2 separate regions of the Homo sapiens genome follow, and region 2 is linked to region 1. A link is an interaction called in ENCODE POLR2A ChIA-PET data of the cell type or tissue named here. Cell type or tissue: MCF 10A. All regions are shown on one strand. Links, peaks and the distances in the headings refer to the core of each region. The heading gives the core; the rest is flanking DNA. Region 1 holds the start of MIR550A3 (microRNA 550a-3). Region 2 has its middle 55 kb from the start of MIR550A3.

The links. ChIA-PET counts read pairs that join two places held together with the same protein. Peaks named below come from ENCODE experiments on the same cell type or tissue, not always from the same donor. Only the 100,000 strongest peaks of a DNase experiment are listed, where the experiment ranks them.
Region 2: POLR2A ChIA-PET joins it to region 1 with 10 read pairs; 3 of 35 experiments call an interaction of 5 or more read pairs at or near these places.

Annotation. Positions count from the first base shown.
Region 1 is chr7:29,669,096-29,682,134 of GRCh38, reverse strand. All of the region lies in intron 1 of MIR550A3HG (MIR550A3 host gene), which reads left to right. It overlaps MIR550A3 (microRNA 550a-3), which reads left to right and starts at 1,307; the gene lies at 1,307-1,401. In MCF 10A, for the core only: no CTCF peak of the experiment used is centred there; no DNase peak of the experiment used is centred there.
Region 2 is chr7:29,620,141-29,632,200 of GRCh38, reverse strand. It overlaps the pseudogene TMSB4XP3. Among named protein-coding and RNA genes, the nearest start is that of MIR550A3, 55 kb to the left of the region's middle. RefSeq lists a silencer at 9,374-9,668. In MCF 10A, for the core only: no CTCF peak of the experiment used is centred there; DNase peaks (open chromatin) are centred at 8,020 and 9,410.

The DNA.
Region 1 (13,039 bases), core at 1,012-9,011:
GTCTAGCAAGTGGAATTGTTAGTAGTTCCCTCAAAATGAATTGCCACATTGAACGAGGAAGTTTTCTGTGTTGGTTTTATGTTTTGCTGTCTTTTGCACATCTATTTTGGCTATATACACTCTTATTCTCTCTAGAGAACTGGAAGAAAAATGCCTAATCCAGATATTTCAGTGTGTAGAAATTTCCTAGAATTGAGTTGCCGGACATCAGAATGTGATTATATTTAGGAGTTTTTAGGTGAAGTAAATCTTGTGCTTGTTATTCTTTCCAGAGTGGGGAGTGTTAAAGCGAACAGACGCTTTCTTGACTACTGCTAGTGTGGTCCATCACCTTTGTTTTAAAAAAGGTCTTAAGGGTATTTCCTAATATTTAAAAATGTTGATGGTATTTTAGGGTTTGTTTGGCTTTAATTTACGTCTACGTTTTTTTTTCCACTGTCAAGTAGCTATTGTTCATAGAGCATAACATGAGTGGTAAAATAGCCTTTAATGATGCAGCAAGGATGGGGTAGATGAATTGGGCTATAGAAATATACCAATACATGGAGATTATTTCCAGAGAAATCGTGTGGACTTCTATAATGTATCCTTGAGTCCAGAAGTGAAAATGTAAAATGACTTAATCTAAGACAACCAGTGGTGCTGGGTTGCTTTTGGCCTCCTGATTTTCTTGAGCTTTTTTGGGTGTGGCTTGCTCATGAGTATTTCAGTAGTCTGATTGTAATTCAGGTGCCTTGTTACTTGTGCAACATGTTTTCTTATATTGAAGGAGTGTGGGTTATCTCTTAAAACTGAATATGTTGAATAAGACCTGTATTTCTAGGACGATTTCTCTTAATTTTTAAGCAGATGTGAAGTTTTATGCTGTTAGGTTGTCTTCATCAATTAACCATTATGGAATTGGTCTCAGTTATCACTCCTTACCAATATCAAGTGCCAAAATGTTTGAATTTGGGATACTGTAATTAATCTACTTCCTATTCCTGAATGTTATTTTGTGCCATTGAAGGCTTTTATGGGGAGTGACCAAAGAGGAATGTTTGCCTCTTTCTAAAAAAAATGAGCCTTCTAACCACAACCCCTGCCACTCCTGAAGTAATAAGAATTTTGGTGGTTATTGTTCCTCACTTGTGATTTCATACCTTCGTGTTATATGTTTTGCTGTGTGTAAGTGTGGCCTGTGTCATGGAAGTTTCTGCTTTGGGGATTTTTTGGAACTATTCTTGACTGCAAGGTGGGGAGGATTGGTGAGTTGCACAGGGCATCACTGATCTGAGAGCAGCGTGACCTAAGAACCTGGTATTTTGATGCTTTGCTGGCTGGTGCAGTGCCTGAGGGAGTAAGAGTCCTGTTGTTGTAAGATAGTGTCTTACTCCCTCAGGCACATCTCCAACAAGTCTCTTGCTCTCCTCCAATTTGATTGCTTTGCCTGGTGACCAGTAAGTAAGTTCTTTTGATTACCAGATACATTAATTAGATATCAACTTTTAAACTATTTATTATTATTTGGGTTTGTAAGGAGAATTGCCCTAATATTAAACTTATTACATGTACTAAGTATTATGTACAATTGGGTATACTGGCAAATGTGTTAAAAGAGAGTGTAGGAACTGCTTTATGTAGCAGATTACTTCCTAAGTTTTACCTTATGTAAATATTCTTAAGAACTATTGTTTATTTGAAATGTTAGTCTGTGTTTTAATTTTGCATATACATGACATTTATTTGTTTAGAAATTGGACAAAACATAGGCCTTTTTGTGAACAAAGAGTTCAGAAATACCTTAGGTTCTGATTTTATTCATTTTCTTTTTTTTTATTTTATTTTATTCATGTTCTAAGCTGCTTGTTCACAAATAACTACAAATTTAGCTGTTCTAAGCAACACGTTTATTACCTCACAACTTCTATGGATCAAGAGGCTGGGCACAACTTAGCTGTGTCCTCTGTAAGACTGCAGTCAAAGTGTTGGCCAGGGCTGGGTTGTTATCTAGAGACTCAACTGGGGAAAGGTCTGCCCCCAGACTTCCTTGGGTTATTGGCTGAATTTATTTCCTTGTGTCTGTTAGGTTCAGAGCAGCTTGCTTCTTCAAAGTCAGCAAAGGAAGAGAGTCTATCAAAGGTGAACTGGTGCTATGTTCTTACATAATCGTGTACATGTAATCACATACAACCCATTGCCTTTGCTGTATTTCATTGATTAGAAGCAAGTCATAGGTCCAGTTCACGTGCAAGGGGAGGGAATTATACAAAGGTTTAAACACCAGGAAGTGTAGGAATCAAGAATAGTCCCATCAGTTCTGTCTGCCACATGGATTATAGACTTAGATTGACAGCTGAACATGCAACTTTTTTTTTAAACTCAGTTTTTATTTACTTTTAAAAAGTTGTACTAATGCATATGGTAAATATAGTATTAATAAACATGAATTGAGCCCCTTTTAGGGGCTGGGCATTGTAGATATTCAGGGTTCAAATGTGGGGCTTCTTTATGCACTGCTCAACTCTCCATTGAATTTGAGAGATGGATATGTGTGATCATTATACAGTGCAACAAATTCTGTAATAGAACTATTAACAAAATGCTTCGTGAAGTATCTTTGTCTAGGCTAGTCAAAAAATGCTTCACAGAGGAGGATACATTTGAATTGTAGTTTGAAGGATTTAGAAGTTTTATGGAGAGAGGGCACTGTAGACTAAAGAAAAATCCACAAAAGCTTGGGTTTTGATAGGGCATACTGAAAAGTTAAATATGTCTGGATTGTAGGGTGCATAGAGGAATGATGAGAACCCGAAGCTAGAAAAATAGAAAGTGGAGCCAGTTGAAGGATTTTATAGTGCTGTAGGTTTGTTTTATCCAATGAAGTTTGAAAGCAGGGGGAGTATCATGATTAGGCCATTGGGCACAATTAACATTCGTAGTTTACATGGATGGCAACCTTCTCTAGTGGTGCAGACTTCAGGCTGTATGCAGCAACCCTGATCAGGATTCAGTTCTTAAGGAGGAGAGTGTGATAGCAGGAGGATAAGTTAGGATTCTTTTAGAATATAACTGATAGAAGATGCCTACGTTGAAAAGATGGCATTGGTGAGGGAGAAGAAAAGTTAGATTTGATTGAGATTTCTAAGGTAGAACTGATAGAATTGAGAACCTGGGTACATAGTGATGTCTTTACCAGTATTAAAGATGAAAAGAACAAGTTTTAGGAAATGATAATGAGTTCCTTTTAGGCCTGTTAAATTTGAGTGGCTATCGGATTTCCATCTGCATAGAAGTATCCTTTAAGTGGCTGGAAACATGAGTCTCTAATTCGGGATATTACAAAAAACTGAGAAATCAATTTGCAGGATATAAATGATTCCAGAAAGTGGATAAGATTACTAAGGGATGAATATAGATTGATGAAGGACAAGGATGGAATCCAGAGGAGCAAGTATTTTAAGAGACAGGGAGAGGAAGAGGCCAGCAGTTAGAATTCAACCAGAGGGAAAGGAAGTTTTTTAAAACCTTTTTTTTTAATTATAAAAATAATACCTGTTCACTAGAGAAAAACTAACATACAGAAAAGCAGTGGCTCACGCCTGTAATCCCAGCACTTTGGGAGGCCAAGGCGGGTGGATCATGAGGTCAGGAGATCTAGACCATCCTGGCTAACACGGTGAAACCCCATCTCTACTAAAAATACAAAAAAGTGGCCAGGCGTGGTGATGGGCGCCTGTAGTCCCAGCTACTCCAGAGGCTGAGGCAGGAGAATGGCATGAACCTGGGAGGCGGAGCTTGCAGTAAGCGGAGATCGCGCTACTGCACTCCAGCCTGACCCACAGAGTGAGACTCCATCTCAAAAAAAAAAAATCGCAAATCGCTTATAATCTTACCACTAGAAATAACCAGAAAAAAGTGTTAATGTCTTTTATATATGTATTTGTTTTAGACACAAAATTTGGAACATTCATTTTTATATTGTTTTGATTTTAACCTTTCTGATGTTCTAATACGAAGTTTTAAAGCTACACATTTTCCTCCAAGAATTGCTTTACCTGAATCCCACTGATTTTGAAGGGTTCTTGTTAACATTCAGTGAAAAATGTATTTTAATTTCCCGTATGATTTCTTCTTGATCCATGGGTTACATATTCTTTGATAACGTGCTCTTTCCATTTCCACCAGTTTCTAACATCACATTAAAATTTTTTATAACATGATTTTTAATTATTACCCAGTATTCCAAAAATCACTCAAATATTTAATGAGGACCTGCTCTTCCGAACACTATTCTGGGGATACAGCAGTGAAGAAATAAGATAAAAATCCCTGCTTTTAGGGGCCTTATTATTCTATTTGGGAGAGATAGTAAACAAGTAAAATACATAGTGTGTTAGGGCATTGAGTGTAATGGAAAAAAATGGAGTGCAAAGGCTGATAGAGATTATGGGGTGGAGGCCTATCTATAGTTGCTATTTTAAATCGGGTTTTAAGGATGACCTCAATGACAAGGTGACAATTCAAGCAGAAAGTGAAGGAGCAAGTCATGAGGATCTCTGGGGGAAAAACATATTCAGGCACAGGGAGCAGTAACTGTAAAAGCCCTGAGGCATGAGTGTACCTGATATGTAGGTTTACTACAGCTGGAGTGCAGAGGGCTGTAGAAGATGAGAGCGTAGTGGGGTGGCATGAGGTTGGGACAGAATCATAAACTGCCTCATAACCACTGACCTGTGGTTTGCGGCTTTTGTTTTAAAGAGGGATGGAGAGACACTGGAGTATTTTTGTGCAGAGGATAGACATAATCTGACTTGGGTTTTAAAGGATTACTCTGGCTATTGTGTGAGGTGGCAAGAGTCAGCAAGGAGTCAAAAATCCAGATGAAAGATAACAGTGGCTTGGACTGGGTGGCAGTGCTGGAGGTGCTAAGCAGTGGCCAGATTCTGCATATCCAGTGTTTTGAAGATAGAGCCACCTGGATTAGATGTGGAGGTATGAGAGAAAATGAAGAGTCAAGGATTTATTTGGTTGTTCCTTATAGCTGAACATTTAGTTTGGTACAGTTATAATAAAATACTGTTGCCGTGAACACCTTGGTAAGCAAATTTTTACAGTTTTTTTTTTTTTTTTTTTTTTTGCATGGAGTCTCGCTCTGTCGCCCAGGCTACAGTGCAGTAGTGCAATCTTGACTCACTGCAACCTCTGCCTCCCAGGTTCAAGCGATTCTTGTGCCTCAGCCTCCCAAGTAGCTGTGATTACAGGTGTGCACCACCATGCCTGGCTAATTTTTGTATTTTTAGTAGAGACTGGGTTTCGCCATGTTGGCCAGGCTAGTCTCAAACTCTTGGCCTCAAGTGATTCGCCCACCTCAGCCTCCCAAAGTGCTGGGATTACAGGCGTGAGTGCCCGGCCAGTTTTTAGAAATTTATCAGCAACATGGGATTGCCAGAAACAAAGATGTGCTTTTCTTCAAGGCATTTGATCTTTATTGCCAAATTGCTCATTAGAAATGGAAACAGCTTCTAGCAAGGTATAATCTTTAGGACTATGTAAAATTTTTTAACCAATAAAAGCTTGTGAGGTTTTTGATATTTATAAGTGCAGATTGGTAGATATATTTCGAGTAATATCACCTGTCAGAGTCATTATTTCATTCAGGGCTCTTTTTTTTAGCAACAAAAAGATTTAGTGTGTCAGAAAATTATAGGTATATTCAGTCATTTGAATTTCATAAGTTCTGACCATGTGGAATATCCTAATTTTTGCTTGAATTGTGATTAGTGTGTAATAGTTCTTTAATTTACCTATTTATATATGAGCTGAGGAAAAAAAAAGAACAAAGAAGCCATATATACATAATGGGTTATTTATTATGTGTAATATGTTTCAGAGAGCCAGTGCTCAGTTGAACAATAAATTTTTCTATTTTTGTTGGTTTTTAATTTTTTTCTACTGTTGCCTCTATTCTGTTCTTTCTCATTTTGTAAAGTTAATTTTGTTCTTTCTCCTAGCTTTTAGTTCTTTTATTTTTTATTTATCATTTTTTAATGATAAAAGCGTTTAAGGCTGTGTTTACTTCTCGTTACATGTAGTCACTTCCCATAGCTTTGGATACTTACCATTTTCATTGTCATTGAGTACACATTTTTTATCTTTTAAAAGTCAGTTCTATCGAGGAGTAATCATGTTAACTGCATTTTGATATTTTCTTTTACTTGAAAGTTATTTTAAAGTGTGGCTTTATTGTGGTTATCCTTACTACTACCCTATCGTTACTTCTAGTGTTAATTTAGAAATATTGCACCGTGGCTCGGCACTGTGGCTCACGCCCGTAATCCCAGCACTTTGCGAGGCCGAGGTGGGTGGATCATCTGAGGTCAGGAGTTCGAGGCCAGCCTGGCCAACATGGTGAAACCCCATCTCTACTAAAAATACAAAAATCAGCCAGGCATGGTGGCAGGTGCCTGTAATCCCAGCTTATTAGGGGGTACTGAGACGGGAGAATTGCTTGAACCCGGGAGGCGGAGGTTGCAGTGAGCCGAGATCGCACCACTGTACTCCAGCCTGGGTGACAGAGCAAGACCCCGTCTCAAAAAATATAAAAGTATTGCACCATGGTCAGAGAATCTAAAGTCTTTCAGTTGTAAAGGATAGAAGCATAACTCAAAATAGCATTAGGTGGAAACACTATATATTGTTTCAAATTATTGAAAAGGATCCTAGGGTAACTTAGAGAATTGAAGGAACAAATGCAGGAACCAAGGCCCCTGGAGCTGAAATTTATACAGGGAGAGAGGGAGAGAGGGAGAGAGAGAGAGAGAGAGAGAAAGAGTGAGAGAGAGTGTGTGTGTGTCTTTGTGTCTGTGTGTGTCTGGGATTACAGGTGTCAGCCACTGCCCCCAGGCCCCAGTATGGGCCTTCTTTAAGCTGGGGCCTTGAGACTCTCTGTACTTCCAACTGCATGCTTTTAAAGATGATTATTATCAGAATTATTGCTGTGTTTAAATTATGTATAATTACAGGCCTGAAAGGAGTACCTTTCTCTGCCTCCAGCAGAAAGGACTCAGATTAGCTCAGTTTGAGTTCTGCGTCTGTCCATAAATTAACGAAAGCAGAGATGGGATGCACTTTATGTCCAGGCTGTATTCTGTTATTGTGGGGAAGAGTTTAAGTCTTCAAGTCATGTTTCTTGGGCTGACCTTAAGCAAGTTTCTTAGTTCCTCTGTACCCCCATTTTCTCGTCTCTAGAATCAGGCCAGGTGCATTGGCTTGCACCTGTAACCCCAGCACTCTGGGAGGCCCAGGGGGGGCGATTGCTTGAGCTCAGGAATTTGAGGTCAGCCTGGGCAACATGGTGAAACCCAGGTTCTAGCAAAAATACGAAAATTAGCCAGGTGTGGTGGTGCATGCCTGTAGTCCCAGCTACTCCAGAGGCTGAAGCAGGAGGATCACTTGAACCCAGGAGGCTGAGGTTGCGGTTAGCCAGGATTGCACCACTGCACTCCAGCCTGGGCGACGGAATGAGACTCTGTCTCAAAACAAAACAAAAACCTGCTTTTGTAGTATTATGAGGGTTAAAGTAGTCCACATACTTCATACCTTTATGCTTTTAACTATTGAAGGAGCCTCTTCAATGAATGAAAAAATTAAAACATCCAAGATTTATGCCCCACTTCCAGTCTCACCCTCCTCAGAATGACCATGTGCTTTACTCTGATACCGTATTCCTTTCTCTTCCCAACTGATCAGACTTTGCAAAAACAATCCAGTTTTCATTATTTTTAGAATGTATCTTTCTTATATTTACAAAATTCTCCCCTGAACATTTGAATTGAGTTTTTCAGCACATTTACTATGCCAAACACATGGTAAAAACTTTGTAAATATTGAATATTTCCCAAAATGTATTTGATAACTACATTATTATGTTTTAAGATGATTATTATCAGAATTATTGCTGTGTTTAAATTATGTATAAAAATGTATTGCTCTAGAAGGAAGTGGTAGGCTATGTTTTTATTTGTATAATGTAAATATAGGTAAATTAATTTTTGAACCAAATAGGCATAATGTAGATTATACAAATGGAGACAGTTATAAAATTGCCTTAGAAGTAAAATTATACTGTGCTTATAGCTCTTTTATAACCATTTGAATGTGTTACAAAGTGTTATCAGTGTGAGTGTGTTTTGTGGGCGGTTGGAGATGGTTGGAAGGATGGTTGATAAGGTAGGTCAGTGTTTTCATTAAGTGTGTGCTGCTGCTTCAGGGCAGAGGCTGAAAAACTTAGTTTTTTTCAGCTACATGATTTACTACATCTCAGGCAACCTGGATGACTTGGCATTTACTAAAGCAATTCACTGCTTTGCTGGTGCTTCAGCACCCTTCAGTCTGACAGCCCTGAAGTCTTGATTTGTAATTCTCCATATTTCCTGTCTATCATAGCACTTCTTCAAAAACAGCATATCTGGTCACCTTGAAATGTCAGTTCCTTAATAACTCCTTTTGTCCACTCTTCCTCCACCTTACCATACACAGAGTTCTTTGGAGGATTGCCATTAGTTTCTTTAAAACAGAATAACTAAAATTAAGAATATTTAATATTATTGGCCACTTTAAGTGTCTTTATAAATATTGAACTAATACAGTTACTTTCATATAGTAATTTATGTGTTAGGAAAGTTACTTCATAAGCACTATCTCTTTTGAGTCTATGTCATAAGAAGTCGGTGGTAAAGTAGACAATTGCTTTAGCTATTATCTGGAGATGAGACTCAGAAGTTAGATCAACCACTTGTAGTATTTTAAGTGTGAGTTATTCTGTATTGTAGTTGTGAAGTGTACAGAATCTAATTAGCTTTTAATAATTCAGAGTTCTTTTCACATTTGGCTGCTTTTCTTTTCCTGTACAATTTTGTGTTTTCTCTTTTGTCTTTTAAAAATTTGTTAGTTTAAAAAAACTGTTTAGTTTTACAACCCTCCCTCATTTGTATAAATCTCCTCTCAGATTATTCATATAATGAGTATTGCCTGAATTTCATTTTCTTGTTAAAGTCTCTTTGGAGACCCTCTGACCTACCCTGTTCTGAAATGATTATCCTATGAGATCCCTCTTTGTTCATCATCATCTTGGAAATTGTATTTGCCTGCCTCTCTCTTATGTTCAGTTTCCTGGTTCCTTGAATTTATGTGTCTTCTTTCTTGATGTTCTCCATTGTTTTTAGTTGATATAATCTCGTAGTTCCTACTGAGAAAGAATATGTGTAAGGTAAAATTTTTTTGAGGCTTCCATTCCTGAAAATATTTTATTTCTGCCCTCATTTTTGATTAGTACTTTGACTTGATATAGAATTCTAGGTTGAAGTTATTTTCCCTGAGAATTTAAAATGTGTTGCCTTGTTGCCTTCTGGCTTCTAGTGTTGCTGTTGAGCACATAGATGTCATTATGGTTTTTGATCCTTTGTATGAAAATTTCATTATTACATGCCTTGGGAGGGAACTGTTTTCATTCATTGTGCACCATATTTGGTAGGCTCTTTGAGTCAGCTGCTTTCTGTGATTTTTTTTCTGCCATTTTTTTCTTTGATGATTTAGATGTTGTACACCTAGAGTAATCCTTTGCTTTTTCTTTTTTCTCTTCAATTTTTTTATGTCTTTGGTTTTTGTTCTTTTTTTCTTTTGAGGGATTTATTTATTTATTTAAAGACAAGGTCTCGAGGCTCTGTCACCTAGGTTGGAGTGTAGTCGTGTGATCCTAGCTTACTGCAGCCTTGAACTCCTGGGCTCAAGTGATCCTCCTGTCTCAGCCTCTTGAGTAGTTGGGATTACAGGTGTATGCCACCATGCCCAGATAGGGACTTTTAAAAATGTGATCTTATAACTCTTTTGTCAGTTTTTATTTGTTTCTGTAATTTTAATTTTTAACTTAATTTTTAATGTTTTTTAAAATTTCTGAGGTCTTTAAAAAATAATGTTTTTTTCATATATTCCATTTTTGTTTTGTGGGTACAATATCTTTTTCTAAGAATATTACTGATACGTATTTACATGTGCATCTGTTTGTGTATAAGTGTATATATGTATGTGTATGTATATATATGTATGTGTATGCTTTGTTCCCTTTCCTGATGACTCGGTTTCTTCCCACTTGCTTTTTCTGTTTGTTTGGCTTCATTCTTTTGTTAGATATTTTCTTTAAATGTTTGGTGATCTTTGGCTAACTCCTGATACTTTTAAAGTGGGGGGCGCTAAAAAGCAAATTGGAAGCTCTCTGTGCATGTAGTGTCCTCTGTCTGGGCCATTTTCTTAGGAATATTACTGTCTTTTCTCTTGGGCTGGTCATATTTTCCAGAAATGGCTTTTCTTGCCTGGAATACACAGTCGTTTATGCTAGTGATCTAGGAGCAGAGTGAGAAGAAGATTGAGAGTCTTAATACTCAAAGTGATACTTTCATTTAATCTCCGTATTTAGTATCAATACAGGACCTCTGCCTTCAGCTATTCCTGTTGTCTGCAAGTCTAGAAACTTTTCCCTCTCCTAATAACAAACTTGTAGTAGAGTGCCAGGGTTGGGGTTGCTTAGCTGCTGCAAGTCAGGGAGGACAACTAGGAGATCTCACAGCTTCTTACGCAGACTGGCGATGAATCTTTCTCTTTTAGGCCTGCCTTCACCCCTGCTTCCAGGGATATCTTGTGCTTGCCAATTCTTGTGCCTGCTGTAAATCAGTTTGCTTCTCTGCTTTCCTAGTTCTGCAGTGAAAATTATTACTCATTAATTTTCTTTCCAGAGTCTAAAGGTACTGCTTTTTATTTCATCTTCTTGATTTTTTTATAGGCGTATTCCCTTTAAAAATTACATTTTTATCATTTTAGTAGGATGTTTGGACGGAGCGGAAACTAATGAATGTGTACAACTAGTTATCTTTACTTGGAAGTTTTCTTTTTTTAATTGCAGAAGAAATAAGAATTCACTCCTATAAAAATTTAGATGATGCAGCTGGGCGTGGTGGCTCACGCCTGTAATCCCAGCACTTTGGAAGGCTGAGGCGGGTGGATCACCTCAGCTCGGGAGTTTGAGACCAGCCGGACTAACATGGTGAAACCCTGTCTCTACAAAAATTAGCCGGGCGTAGTGATGCATGCCTGTAATTTCCAGCGACTCGGGAGGCTGAGGCAGGAGAATTGCTTGAACCCAGGAGGCATAGGTTGCAGTGAGCTGAAATCACACCATGGCACTCCAGCCTGGGCAACAAGAGCGAAACTATGTCTCAAAAAAAAAAAAAAAAATTCAGATGATGCAAAAAAAGTGAAAGTCACTTTCAGTCCTCTGGTATGAACATGTTCAACCAGTCCTCTAAGGAATCTAATGGTTTTCAAGCTTTTTTTTTCTTTTTTTTTTTTTTTTTTGAGACGGAGTCTCACTCTGTTGCCCAGGCTAGAGTGCAGTGGCACCATCTCGGCTTACTGCAACCTGTCTCCTGGGTTCAAGCAATTCTCCTGTCTCAGCCCCCCAAGTGGCTGAGCTTACAGGTGTGTACCACCGTGCTTGGCTAATTTTTGTATTTTTAGTAGAGACGGGGTTTTACCATGTTGGCCAGGCTGGTCTCGAACTCCTGACCTCAGGTGATCTGCCTGCCTCGGCCTCCCAAAGTGCTGGAATAAAGGAACTGTGTATTAACATGTTAACAATTCATAACTGCACTTTTTATGACATTTTGAAAATCTATGTATAGTTACAGAACAATGGGTTTTGTTAAACTGTATCACATTTATACTTGCAGAAATTATTTCATCATTATTAGTAGGAATTTTATTGGTTCAATAAAATTGGCAAAACTGAAAAAAATAGAAATTTATATCTTACAATTCTGGAGTCTAAGAATTCTGGAGTCCAAGAAAGTCCAAGATCAAGGCGCTAGCAGATTTAGCGTCTGGTGAAGACTGCTCTCCACTTCCAAGATGGTGCCTTGATGTTGCATCTTCTGAAGGAGAGGAACACTGTGTCCTCACATGGGAGATAGTAGGAGAATAAGAGAGCTTTAGTCTCACTCATGAGGGGGGAGTCCTCATGGCCTACTCACCTCTTGCAGGTCCCATCTCTTAATACTATCACATTGGCCATTAAGTTTCAACACCTGAATTTTGGAGGGGACACATTCAAATCATAGCAGTGCCCATTGGCATTTCTGGATTGCCAGCCTCTTTAACTCCAAGTCTGAGAAAATGAGGCACAAAGAGAGCCCATGGAACTCATAACCATGTTATTCTTTGGGTCTCAAGTCTGTCTTCTCTCTACTTTTCAGAGTCTTCTTATGTTTGATTTGTGTATAACTCAAAGGGTTTTCAGTTGTACTTCAAGGGAGTAATCAGGAAAAGTACATCCACTCCGTCTTCCCAATAGCAAACATTTGTATTACTTAAATATTTATATATCGTATAGGCAAGAGAGAAGGCAGTGCTGTGAGGGAAATGTATGGCACTAAAATGAATATGTTAGAAAAGAGGAAAAAAATCAATAATCTAAGCATCCAGTTAGGAACCTAGGAAAAAAAGAGCAAAATAAACTGAAAGCCAGTAGAATCAAGGAAATAATAAAGAGTAGAAATCAATGAAATTGAAAATAGAAAAATAATAGAGAAAGCTGTATTAGTCTTTTTTACATTGCTATAAAGAAATACCCGAGGACTGGGTAGTTTAGAAAGAAAAGAGGTTTATTTTTGCTCATGGTTCTGCAAACCGTACAAGAAGCATGCATGGTACCAGCATCTGCTTCTGGTGAAGACCTTAAGAAGCTTATAATCACGGTGGAAGGCGAAGGGGGAGCAAACAAGAGAGAGAAAGGTTCCAGTGGGGAGGGGGCAGGTCAAGAGAGAGGGAGCAACAGAGAGACGAGTGAGGTCCCAGATTCTCTTAACAATCAGATCTCACATAAACTTACAGAGGGAGAACTCCCTTATTACTGTGGGGCGGGAACCACGTCATTCATGAGGGTTCCACCCCCATGACCCAAACACCTCCCACTAGATCCCAGCTGCAACACTAGAGATCACTTTTCAAC
Region 2 (12,060 bases), core at 4,061-12,060, 53 kb after region 1:
TGAGACGGAGTCTCGCTCTGTAGCTATGGCTGGAGTGCAGTGGCGCGATCTGGGCTCACTGCAATCTCCGCCTCCCGGATTCACTCCATTCTCCTGCCTCAGCTTCCTGAGTAGCTGGGACTACAGGCGCCCACGCCAGGCTAATTTTTTGCATTTTTAGTAGAGACGGGGTTTCACCGTGTTAGCCAGGATGGTATCGATCTCCTGACCTCGTGATCTGCCTGCCTCGGCCTCCCAAAGTGCTGGGATTACAGGCGTGAGCCACCGCGCCCGGCAACACTCAATTTCTTTAGAAAAAGTTGTAAGAAAAAAAGATGAGGAGGAGAGAGGAACCTACGGGTTAAAAGCAACTTACAAGAAATTACTAATTGCAATGTGTAAAGAGAGATTTTTGGATCTTCAGGTGAACAAAGAAAACATATGAAAAGTTTTACACATCAAACAGGAATATTTGAACATTCAGTAGATATTTGATATTAAGGGATTGTTTTTAATTTTGAGGCTACGATAATGTTGTGGGGTTTTTTTAATTTTTTTTTTTTTAACTTTTAGGCTCATGGGTACATGTGCAGGTTTGTTATACAGGTAAACTCCTGTTATGGGGGTTTGTTGTACAGACTGTTTTATCACCCAGGTACTAAGCCTAGTACCCAATAGTTATTTTTTTCTGCTCCTCTCCCTCCTCCCTACCTGAGACCTCGGGTAGGCCTCAGTGTCTGTTGTTGTTTATTTTTAAAACAGTTTTTCTCTTTCAGAGGCATGTTGAAATAACTGAATGAAATATGTCCAGATTATATATCTGAGATTTACATGAAAAGAAGCCTATGAGAGGGAGGAGTGGGTGAGGGTGTAGATTAAAAAAAATGATTGGCCATGAGTTGATAATTGTTGAAGCTGGGCAATGGGTACATAGGGAACTCGGTATTCTATTTCCTCTATTTTTGTATGCTTAAACATTTCCAAAATAAGAAGTTTTTTTAGAATGCTCAGTCCAAGATATTAATTAACAATTTAGTGCTTATTTAAAGATAGAACATCTTTTTCCCACTACAGAGTACAGTCCTTGGCTGTCTGCTTTTGGGGAGAAAGGTGTGACCATCTGTTCTGCTCCTTGCCCATCCCCACCGCCTCTCCCTTGCTGAGCGTTGCTTCCCAAGACCAAGGCCAGAGGGCGGAGGAGACATGAGGGTATTAGACCATTAGACAGCTCTCATCTACTGGGTAGCCTTGGGCTCCCACCCTGGCTGATTTTACAGCTGGCTTTTCCTGGGTTTGGTCACTTTGCTTGTGTTATGGATCAATTCTGTTCTCCCAAAAGCCTTTTTTTTTGACAGAGTCTCACTCTGTTGCCCAGGCTGGAGTGCAGTAGCATGATCTCAGCTCACTGCGACCTCTGCCTCCCAGGTTCAAGCGATTCTTCTGCCTCAGCCTCCTGAGTAGTTGGAATTACAGGCACCCACCACCATGCCTGGATAATTTTTTGTATTTTTGGTAGAGACGGGGTTCACCATGTTGGCCAGGCTGGTCTCGAACTCCTGATGTCAGGTGATCCACCTGCCTTGGCCTCTCAAAATGCTGGGATTATAGGCGCCAGCCACTGCATGCAGCCCCAAAAGACATGTTGAGCTCCTAGCCCCAGTACCTGTGAATGTGCCTTTATTTAAAGAAGAGGTCTTTGCAGGTGTAATCAAATTAAGATGAGTTCAGACTGAGTGTGGTGGCTCACACCTGTAATCCCATCACTTTGGGAGGCTGAGGCGGGCAGATCATTTGAGGTAAGGAGTTTGAAACCAGTCAGACAAACATGGTGAAACCCCATCTCTACTAAAAATTCAAAAATTACCCCATTGTGATGGTGTGAGCCTGTAATCCCAGCTACTTGGGAGGCTGAGGCAGGAGAATCGCTTGAACCTGAGAGGCGGAGGTTGCGGTGAGCCGAGATGGTGCCACTGCACTCAAATGAGGTCATACTGGATTACAATGGGCCCTAAATCCGATGACTAGTATCCTTACAAGCAGAGAAATTTGAGAACACAGAGGAGACACAGGTGAAATAAGGCCATGTGAAGACAGAGGCAGGGCTTGCATAAGCCAAGGAATGCCAAGGTTGGCAACCAAAGGAGTTAGAAGCAAGGAAAGATTATTCCCTAGAGACTTTAAATTCCCTAGAGAGCATGGCTCTGCTGACACCTTGATTTTGAACTTTGAGTCTGTAGAACTGTGAGACAAGTTTCTGTTGTTTTAAACCACCCAGTTTGTGGTACTTTCTTACAGTAGCCCTAAGAAACGAATACACTCGATCCAGACCTTCCCAGCTCTGGGGATGTCTCTTCTGCTGCACACTGTGTTATTTGGTCCCCAGGAATGCCAGCTCCAACTGCAGCTCCCAGGAGCCCAAGCAACACACACTCCTGCAACTGGGGTCCCTCACCTTTGCCTCTGGGTCCACTTGGGCAGGACTTGAGCGCCTCTCTCTCCCACATGCCTATCCCAGCCCAAGGGAAACCCTCACCCATCCCTGACTTCGCCCATGCAGAAAGAGGTGGCTTTGCTCAGTGCAGTAGCACTTTCTGACTCCCACAGAAAGCACTTAGTTGGCCCCTTTCCTCTGTTTAGATTTCCTGGGCATGAGCCAGGAAAACCCCCCTTTTATATACCTGGTTTTCACTCTCTTTACACTTGAGTGTGAATAACAGAAATTTCCCTTCCCCTGGAAGTCTCCCCTCTCATCTCTCTGACCTTTTCTTTTCTTTTCTTTTGTTTGTTTGTTTTTTGTTTTTTTGTTTGTTTGTTTTTGTTTTGAGATGGACTTTTGATCTTGTTGCCCAGGCTGGAGTGCAATGATGTGATCTCGGCTCACTGCAACCTCCGCCTCCCGGGTTCAAGCAATTCTCCTGTCTCGGCCTCCTGAGTAGCTGGGATTACAGGCGCCTGCCACCATGCCCAGCTAATTTTTTTAATTTTAGTAGAGATGGGGTTTCACTATGTTGCCCATGCTGGCCTTGAACTCCTAACCTCAGGTGATCTGCCTGTCTCTGCCTCCCAAGGTGCTGGGATTACAAGCGTGAGCCACTGCACCAGGCCCACTCTGATCTTTTCATATCCCAGGTCTATCTGAGGTGTGCGAGAGCCTAGGAATCGGTGCTGAGCAGTTCCTTTGTAAATTATTCACACGGGGTTGCCTCATAATCACTCTAGTAACTAAATTACGTGTCCCTAGAACTCAGTTAATTGTTTTGTGGGTTGTTCTCCTTTTTTGGGTTGTAAATAACATCATATCATATATACTAAAACTAACTTTTAAATCCTACAGTATGTCCTAAAGATCCTTCAATGCTTCAATGATAGTACATATCATTTTCTCTTATTCTTTTTTTTTTTTTTTTTTTTTTTTGAGGTGAGGTCTCACTCTGTTGCCCAGGCTGGAGTGCACTGGTGGGATCACAGCCCACTGTAGCCTCAAAACCCTGGGCTCGAGCGATTCTCTCACCTCAGCCTACCAAGTAGCTGGGACTACAGATGCACACCACTACACCCAACTAGTTTTTATTTTATTTTATTGTTTGTAGAGACAGGGTCTCACTGTCCTGGCCTCAAGCAATCCTCCCACCTTGACCTCCCGAAGTGCTGCGATTGCAGGTGTGAGCCACTATGCCTGGCCCTGTTTTCACATTTTAGAATTCTGCCAAATGCTCTCTAACATGGGTACCTCACCTTATATTCTCTCCCACTGGTAAACTGTTAGGGTGTTCTTTTCCTCTAGTCTCACAACTCAAGGTGTTCTTCTACTTCTCAATGTAATGTTCCAAATTGTAGTGAACTCATATCAACTAACTCGCTAGAGTGCCTACTGATGAATTTCTTCACCTTGATATTATCAGCTGATACTCAGTAGTCATTGCCTCTTCATTTTAGTGCACCTTCCAGTATGGCAGAAATTGGAAAGCTTTACAACACATAAACAAACTATATTTTGATACTTTCCTGCAGGTAAGGTTCTGGATGCAAATTAGGTCCTGACAATGAGATGCTTCATTGGAAACTGGAAGGTAGAAATGAGGTTGCAGCATTTTTCTCTTGCTCTCTTGACTGTTTTCTGATGTCAGATATAGCCAGAGGATGGAGTTCCTCACAAATCCCTGAAGTGGTCTGGTGTCCAGTCTCTCCAGATTTGTGGGTGGTAAGGGGCATTTGCTGTGGTGCCAGTGATTCCCAGATACCAGCTACTTGATCTTGGATCTTATTTGCACTAGCATTACCTTGGCCGATGATCTCGGACTCAGTCATTCCAGGGGCAATCTCTTGATATTCAAGCTCCCTGGTTGGGACAGTTGTAATAGCTTCTCTGGTGAAACAGTTCTGCAGTGTTCTGGGCATAATTCCTGGAAACCTAGCCTACAGCCTAGTTCTGCCAAGTTTATAAACATCCAATTCCCTGTATTAAATCCCATTCTGCATAAAATCCCTAGGGTTGTATATGCTTCCTGCAATTGAACCCTAACTGATACAGGCTTGCTATATGGCTTCTAATTTTACTTCTCAATTATAGGCTATGGCCCTGCTTAGCCATAATTGATGGCCTCGGCTCCCTTGTTGGTAGACCAGGAAGAGAAAGTCTTGGTATTCAGCAGAATGGATTTCCACAAAAAAGTATTTAGCTGAGCCTCAGGTACCGGAACTAACAGATGAAAGAGACAATATTGTGTTGTGAGTAAACAGAACTCCAGGCTTAAATTCTGTATCCCATGTTCTGTTTGTGACTGTGTCCCTTACCAGCAAAATGACCTTCATTAAATCCCTTACTATGTCTGGGACTGAGTCTCCTTGACTTTAAAATAAGGGGTTCCAGGCTGGGCACAGTAGATCACACCTGCAATCTCAGTGTTTTGAAAGGCTGAAACAGGTGGATCGCTTGAGGTCAGGAGTTCGAAGCTACAGTGAGCTATGATCTCGCCACTGCACTCCAGCCTGGGAAACAGAGCAAGACTCTGTCTCTAAAAAATAAACTAAAATAAAATAAGGGATTTCAGATGACTTTTAAGGTCGATTTTAGCTCAAAGATTCTATGGTCCTATGAAATCATTATTACAAACCTAAGCACAAAATGGTTAAATGTTAAATAATGTCATGGTTCACTAAACCCTAAAACCCTGGCAAATGACAGGTCTGCTCCTCTTCCTCCTTGCTTTGCCAGTCCGTCTTGAGGCGTTAAGGTTTCTCCTGTTCTGTCTGCTTGCTTTTGTTCCATCTTCCATTAATAGTAAATTGACATAAAATTGCAGTTCCAGAGAAGTAGAGGTGTTGCTATGGAAACAGCCTTGATTCATTGATGTAAACATTAAGCTGTGGATGCTTATTCCTGAGGTGCTGGCAAAAAGAAAAAAACACAAAATAAATGTTATAGTAAGAATGACATTTTGTTTTCAGAGAAGGTGGACCACACTCTAAAGGCTTGCTCTGAAGGTATATGTAGCACATTCTTACCAGGATTCAGATCTACCCCAGGTGTAATGATGCTCCCTGACTCACAGTGTCTGATGTGACGCAGGAAGACTGAAATGTGGTATTAGTCCGGTCCCCCTGCACTTGTGTTACAAGGAAATCCCAGAACTCATCATGATGAACATAAAATAAAAATACCTCCGCTTTAGGCTTATTGATTGTGGCTCAAAATTGTCCCCTTTTGGGGCTTAATGAAATTTCATTTTTTCCCTCCAAACTGAATATCTCATTTACTTTCAGAAAGAAAATTTCCTAATTTTGGCCCTTTCTTTTTTCTTTGAGGGAGAGTGTTTAAAACTGTTTGTTTTTTAAACAAACATTGTGCATTCCTATAATTAAAATCATTTTAAACACAAAAAAATAATGGCACTCTGACTAAATGGCATTTAGTAGCCAGCAGGACACCTTGGGCCAGGTTGGTTTTACTCTAGATTTCATTGTCATCCCACCCCACTTCTTCCTTCACCAACATGCAAGCTCTTTTCCTGCCATGACAGCCAGATAGGCAGAAGGGAGAGGCAGGTGCGGCCCTCATCATCAGTGGTTCTCAATTCCTTGATGTGAACAGGACAGCACAGGCATTAAGCTTGATCTAGCCTCTTTGCATTGTACAAAGTTAAACAGCTAAGCAAAGTAAAATACGAAGGCAATACCTGTGGAATGCATACTGCACGTTGGCGTGCTTGCCTCATTGCAATTTGCCTGCTTGTTTCTATTCTGTCATTTCTTTGGAAGGCAGCAGATTTTTCTCTTGCGTTTCTGTATTCTTCAATTTCAACTTACTGAATTTCTTGATCTCAGCCACGTCAGGTTTGTCAGGCATAGAGGAAGTGGAGTGAGGCACGAGAGTAAATGGAATCTTGGCCTTTTCTGTTTCCCTCTCTCCCTTCCCCTTCCCCTTCTCCTTCCCCTTTCCCTCCCCTTCCCTCCCTCCCTCCCTTCCTTCCTTCCTTCTTTCCTTCTTCCTCTCTCCTTCCCTGCCTCCCACCCTTCTTCCTTCCTTCCTTTTCCTTCCTTCCTCTCTCTCTTCTTTCTTTCTTTTGTTCCTTAGCTTTATTGAAGTATAATGTATATACAATAAAATCCACTCACTTTAAGAGTACTGTTTGGTGAATTTTGATGATTGTATGCAGTATTTAACCTCCACCAACATTGAGAAACAGAATGGTTTCATCATCCTAAAAAGAACCCTCTTGTCCCTTTGCAATTGATACCCTTCACCCTCATCCCTAGTCCCAGATAACCACATATCTGATTTCTGTCACTATGGTTTTACCTTTAGTAGAATTTCATGTAAATGGAATCACACAGTATGTAATCTTCGTGTTTCACTTCTTTCACTTAAAATTAATGTCTTTGATATTCATCCATATTGTATAAATGATTCCATTCTTTTTTCTTGCTATATGATATTCTGTAATATGGATACACCACAATTTGTTTATTCACTCACCAGTTGATAGAAATTTGGCTTGTTAGCAGTTTTTGGCTATTGTAAATAATGCTGCTACATACAAGTCTTTGTATGGGCATGTGTGTTGTTTCTCTTGAGTAACTACCTTGAAGTTGGATTGTTGGGTTGTATGGTAAGTGCATAAAGTTTCATAGTTGTCTAAGAATCTGCCATGCTGTTTCCAAAGTGGCTGTACCAATTTGCATTCCCACCTGCAATGTATGAGGGTTCCAGTTGCTTCACAGCCTTGCCAACACTGGGTATGTTCTCCCAATTTCTGTACTAATTTCTTGGTAGACTAGCACCAATCTGTAGACCATACTTCATGCAGGACTACTCCAACCCATTCATAGGAATATGTCCACGGTCCTAAATATCATGGAATAAAGAACTAGGCATTCTGGTTATTGCTGACCAGAACAACATGTTCTAATGCAATACTCCCCCCAGCTCAAGAAAATAAATATAATACAAGTTTAGCTTTGTAGTTTTTTTATGGATTCTACTTCAATAAACACTGGGGTATACATCTGTTTGAAAAGCACTTTGAGTTTTCTTTCTTAAATAATAGAAAAGAAATGTAATATCTGTTTTTAAAAAATGAATACAAATCTAGCTCTGACATACCTTGTGCCATTGATAGCATGTCCATTGGCATCGTTTCTGGCCTCTTTAGCAGTGCCTGGATTGAGCTTGGTTGAGCCAGCCTATAATGGGTAGACACACAGCCAGGCTCAGGAGCAGAGGCAGTGACACATGTATTGGATGGGGTGGATGGAGTCAAGGAGATGCATCTTAAGCTAGAGTAGGAAAAAAAGACCAAGTTGAACACTAATTAGGAGCCATGGAGAATGGAACATACTGCCGGAGGGAACAGCTGCAGCAACTTTTCTAACTCAGGTAAGTTTCTCAAAATTTGGTGATAGGAAGGAAGAAAAACCATTGATCTGAGATGTCAGGATAGCCTGTTAGCTTTTCAATTTTCTGCCCCTTTAGAGACACACTTGAGTCACTGCCCAGCCAGATGAATAAAGTGCCACACAATTATGTGTGTAGATTAAAATCTGGATGCAACAGCCCCGAGGGCAGGCTGACTCAGCTGCTTATTTGTGACTAGAGAGCACATTAGAATAGAATATTCAGAAATGCACAAAACACACTTATCTCTAATCACTTATAGATGGTAGGTTGGATCTGAGTGGGGTTATTTTGCTGAATGGTACAGAAGAAGTTCTATTGAAAGATTAATTCTGCTGGGCGTGTTGGCTCACACCTGTAATGCTAGACTTGGGGAGGCCGAGGTGGGTGGATCACCTGAGGTCAGGAGTTTGAGACCAGCCTGGCCAACATGGTGAAACCCCATCTCTACTAAAAATACAAAAATTAGCCAGCAGGTGCCTGTAATCCCAGCTACTCGGGAGGCGGAGGCAGGAGAATCGGTTGATCCCAGGAGGCAGAGGTTGCAGTGAGCCGAGATCGCACCATTGCACTCCAGTCTGTGCGACATAGCGAGACTCTGTCTCCAAAAAAAAAAAAAAAAAAAAAGATTAATTCACTAAGGAGAAATTGCACTATACTCTGAATAAAAGTAGCCATAAGGTGTGGGAGATCCTGTTGAAATAACACTGCCACCTTGCTAGTGGGTTTTTTTCAGCAACATATTCTGGAATGGGATACAGTTATTGCAGACACATGAAGACCTGCATTAGAACAGGACACACATTTTTTCACGAAAAATAAGTTTTGGGAAAGTTTATGTTGAAGAGTTATTTTGGATAAGACAGGGCTACAAAAAGTAAAGTATTATCATTTAGAATTTTGAAACTCTTCTCTTTTCCCCTTCGGTATAATTAGCTTTAAGTGCATTTACAGTGGCTACAATAATTAAAATGTACTTATCTTTTTTGGGAGGCCGAGGCCGGTGGATCAGTTGAGGTCAGGAGTTTGAGACCAGCCTGACCAACATGGTGAAACCCCGCCTCTACTAAAAGTACAAAAATTAGCCAGGTATGGTGGCAGATACCTGTAGTCCCAGCTACTCGGAAAGGGCTGAGGCAGGAGAATCGCTTGAACCCGGGAAGCAGAGGTTGGAGTCAGCCGAGGTCGTGCCATTGCACTACAGCCTGGGCAACAGAGGGAGACACTGTCTCAAAAAAAAAAAAAAAAAAAAAAAGGACTTATCTTTAAGGCATAAAATACCAGTTAAAAATATCCAAGTTTATGAATAGGGAAGCAAAGCATTGTCAGATGCTTTATATAGTTTATATACATTACAATTTATTGTATACTCATTGCATCAGCAAGTATGAGGTCCTCTCTAAAGGACTGATTTAAATGTAGTAAATCATTTAAGTATGAAAGTAATTAGTGGACATCTGCGTTACAGGGGCTGGGCTGCTAGGCAGAGAGATGCCTGACTCACCTCCCTGCTCCTCAACATGCATGCTTTCCAAAATGATTCATGAAAGCCTTTCATAGAATCGGCTGCCAATTGCAACTCCCAGGCAGGAAACACATTAGTCAACTATCTGTCACACACCAGGAGAAGTGTTATTAGCCTGTGTCTAAGGGGCTCCTGTCCCAGGTTGAAGAAGAGGTTTCCATGTATCCCGAGACCCCAGAGATTTGGAGCCTTCGTTGTTGAGCAACTGTCGGTTATCTCTCCACTGCACAGGGACAGCTCTAGGAGGTAGCCCTGGTTGTTTCACCCCAAATTAATACCTGCCTCTCTGCTTCTGCTACAGGGCTGCAATGGACTGCAATGCACTGCAATGCACTTGGAGGAGGACGGGGTTGATCAGGAGCTCACTGCAGCCAGGAACAGGAAGGTAATACAGGTGCAAAACCAGGAAAGGTGTGGGGACTAGTTGTCGCCGGAGGTTTTAGTTTTTCTAGATGCTTTTTCTAACAGGCAATTAACTATAAACTGCTTCAAATTATTCTTGAAAAACCCTCTAACTGGCCCAACAATTAGGTACCAGGCCTTAGTAGATATAATAATTTAGTATCTTAATAGGTGGTTAACCATTTGGGAGAAAATAATTTAGATCTTCATCCCATATCATACATCAGCATAAATTCCAAACAAACTAAAGAATTAGATGTAAATGATTAAGCTATAAAATAAGGAAGAATAAGTAGCTGACTGGGTTTGGGATGGGGAAAGGACTTTCCAGGCATACAAATCAATACAATATTACAAAAGAAAAATTTGTAATAGATTTGGCTGCATAAAACATTTATTACATCCGTATATATATATTTTAAAACCACAACCAATAGAATAAAAATAAAGAATATAAAAATGAGTAAATATTTATAAATATTTGTAGAAGTGAGTTCATGGCCTTATTATAGAAAGATTCCCTTCCCTCAGTTTAAATTTAAATTAACAAAGCCTAGGAAAACATAATTCATAAATTTAATATTTTATGAAAATAGCAAATAACATTAAGATGTCCAGCCTCTCTAGGAACTAAAAAAATCTAAATGAAAACAAGATTGTTTCTTTTTAATTATCAAAGAGCAATGATATTTTTAGAACAATAATACACAAATATAACTAGATAAAGACCCTGTAGTTATTAGGTAGGGAAATTTGGCCATATTTCTTTAAATTTATTTTACTTTAGTAAATTTTTATCTATATCCTAATGAACTAGTCAAACATTCAAGAATTTATATATAAAATATTCATCCATTAATTTATCAAAAGTTTGAATTGACCCAAACCCCCAACATAAGAGAAATCGTATATAAACTACAGCACAGACACATATAAAATACAGTTTTTAACTATTTATTTTTAATTTAATTATTTAATTTTAAATTTCTGTTTTTAAATGTTAATAGTTATTTGAAATGATAATTAAATGATGTGAGCAATGTTCAGTGCACTTTGTGGAGCATCATAAATACTTTATTTCACAATGAAAAGAGTTCCTTATGTTTTTGATAATAAAATTAGAATGTAAAAGTAAAATTTAAAAAGTAATACAGAAAGCTCAAAGGAAAAAGTAAAAATTAACCAAAACATCATCTCTAAGTGATAAAAGATGTTAAATTATTGAATAGCCTTTTGTATAGTTTTCTGTGCATATATGTAGACACACAATCTCATGTACAAATTTACAAAGTATTATTTTTATGAACTAGAGCATACTTATCCTGAATTTAACTAATTTCCTTTCCTTCAAGATATTTATTTATATCTTTTAATGTGAAAATTATACATCCTCATCATCATTTGTAATGACTGCACAGTATTCTATTGTATATTTGTTCTAAAATTCAGTTAACTAGCTTTCCACTGATGGATATATTTAGTAAGTAAACAGGACCAGGGCAATGCAGCTGGACAGAGAGCTCAGTTTTAAGAGAGAGTCTCTGTTCCCCTGCTAATCTCTTTTCTAAAGCTGCAAATACAACGACAATCTTGTTTGTAGCTAATAAGCTCTAAGCACACAAGGACCAGGCACGCAAACATGTTCCATACCACCTGTGCAAGACATTGTCTGACCCCATCAACTGTAAGCTCCTGGCAACCCTTTAAGAAACAGGATTCAAGCTGCAAGGGTGAGGGGAGTCTTGATCCTTTGGGAAGCTGAGTTTTTCTGGTTCCAGTCCACCCATTCCAGGCAACCTGAGCACATAGTCATTGACTGAATAATCCTGCCCATCCCTCTCCCCAAGAACATTGTCCTGAAGACTCACTCAGAGGAAGATCACACCTCTAATAAAAACCTGCTTTTGGAAAAATTTAAAATGTTAGCTACTGAAAGGCACTCCTGGGGCTAGAGGGGGAGCTTGTCTTGTTTCTTCCTTTTCAATCTGGTGTTACTTTACAATAAACTCATTGGTCTATTCCATGGGCTTGGCTCAGCCTTCCTTGCAAATTACTTCCTGCAAAATCCTACTTTGCATATTCGAAGCTTATCCTTAACTCTTCCCTGTTGCACTTCTGCTATGACAATCCTAATTCTTCCCAGTCCCTGCCCACAATTCCTACCTAACTAGGGAAAACGTGGCATAATGCAGAAACACACAAAGCAAAGCACATGAATATTTTCCAAAATGTTTTTCTTATGGCATCCACACTTAAGTTC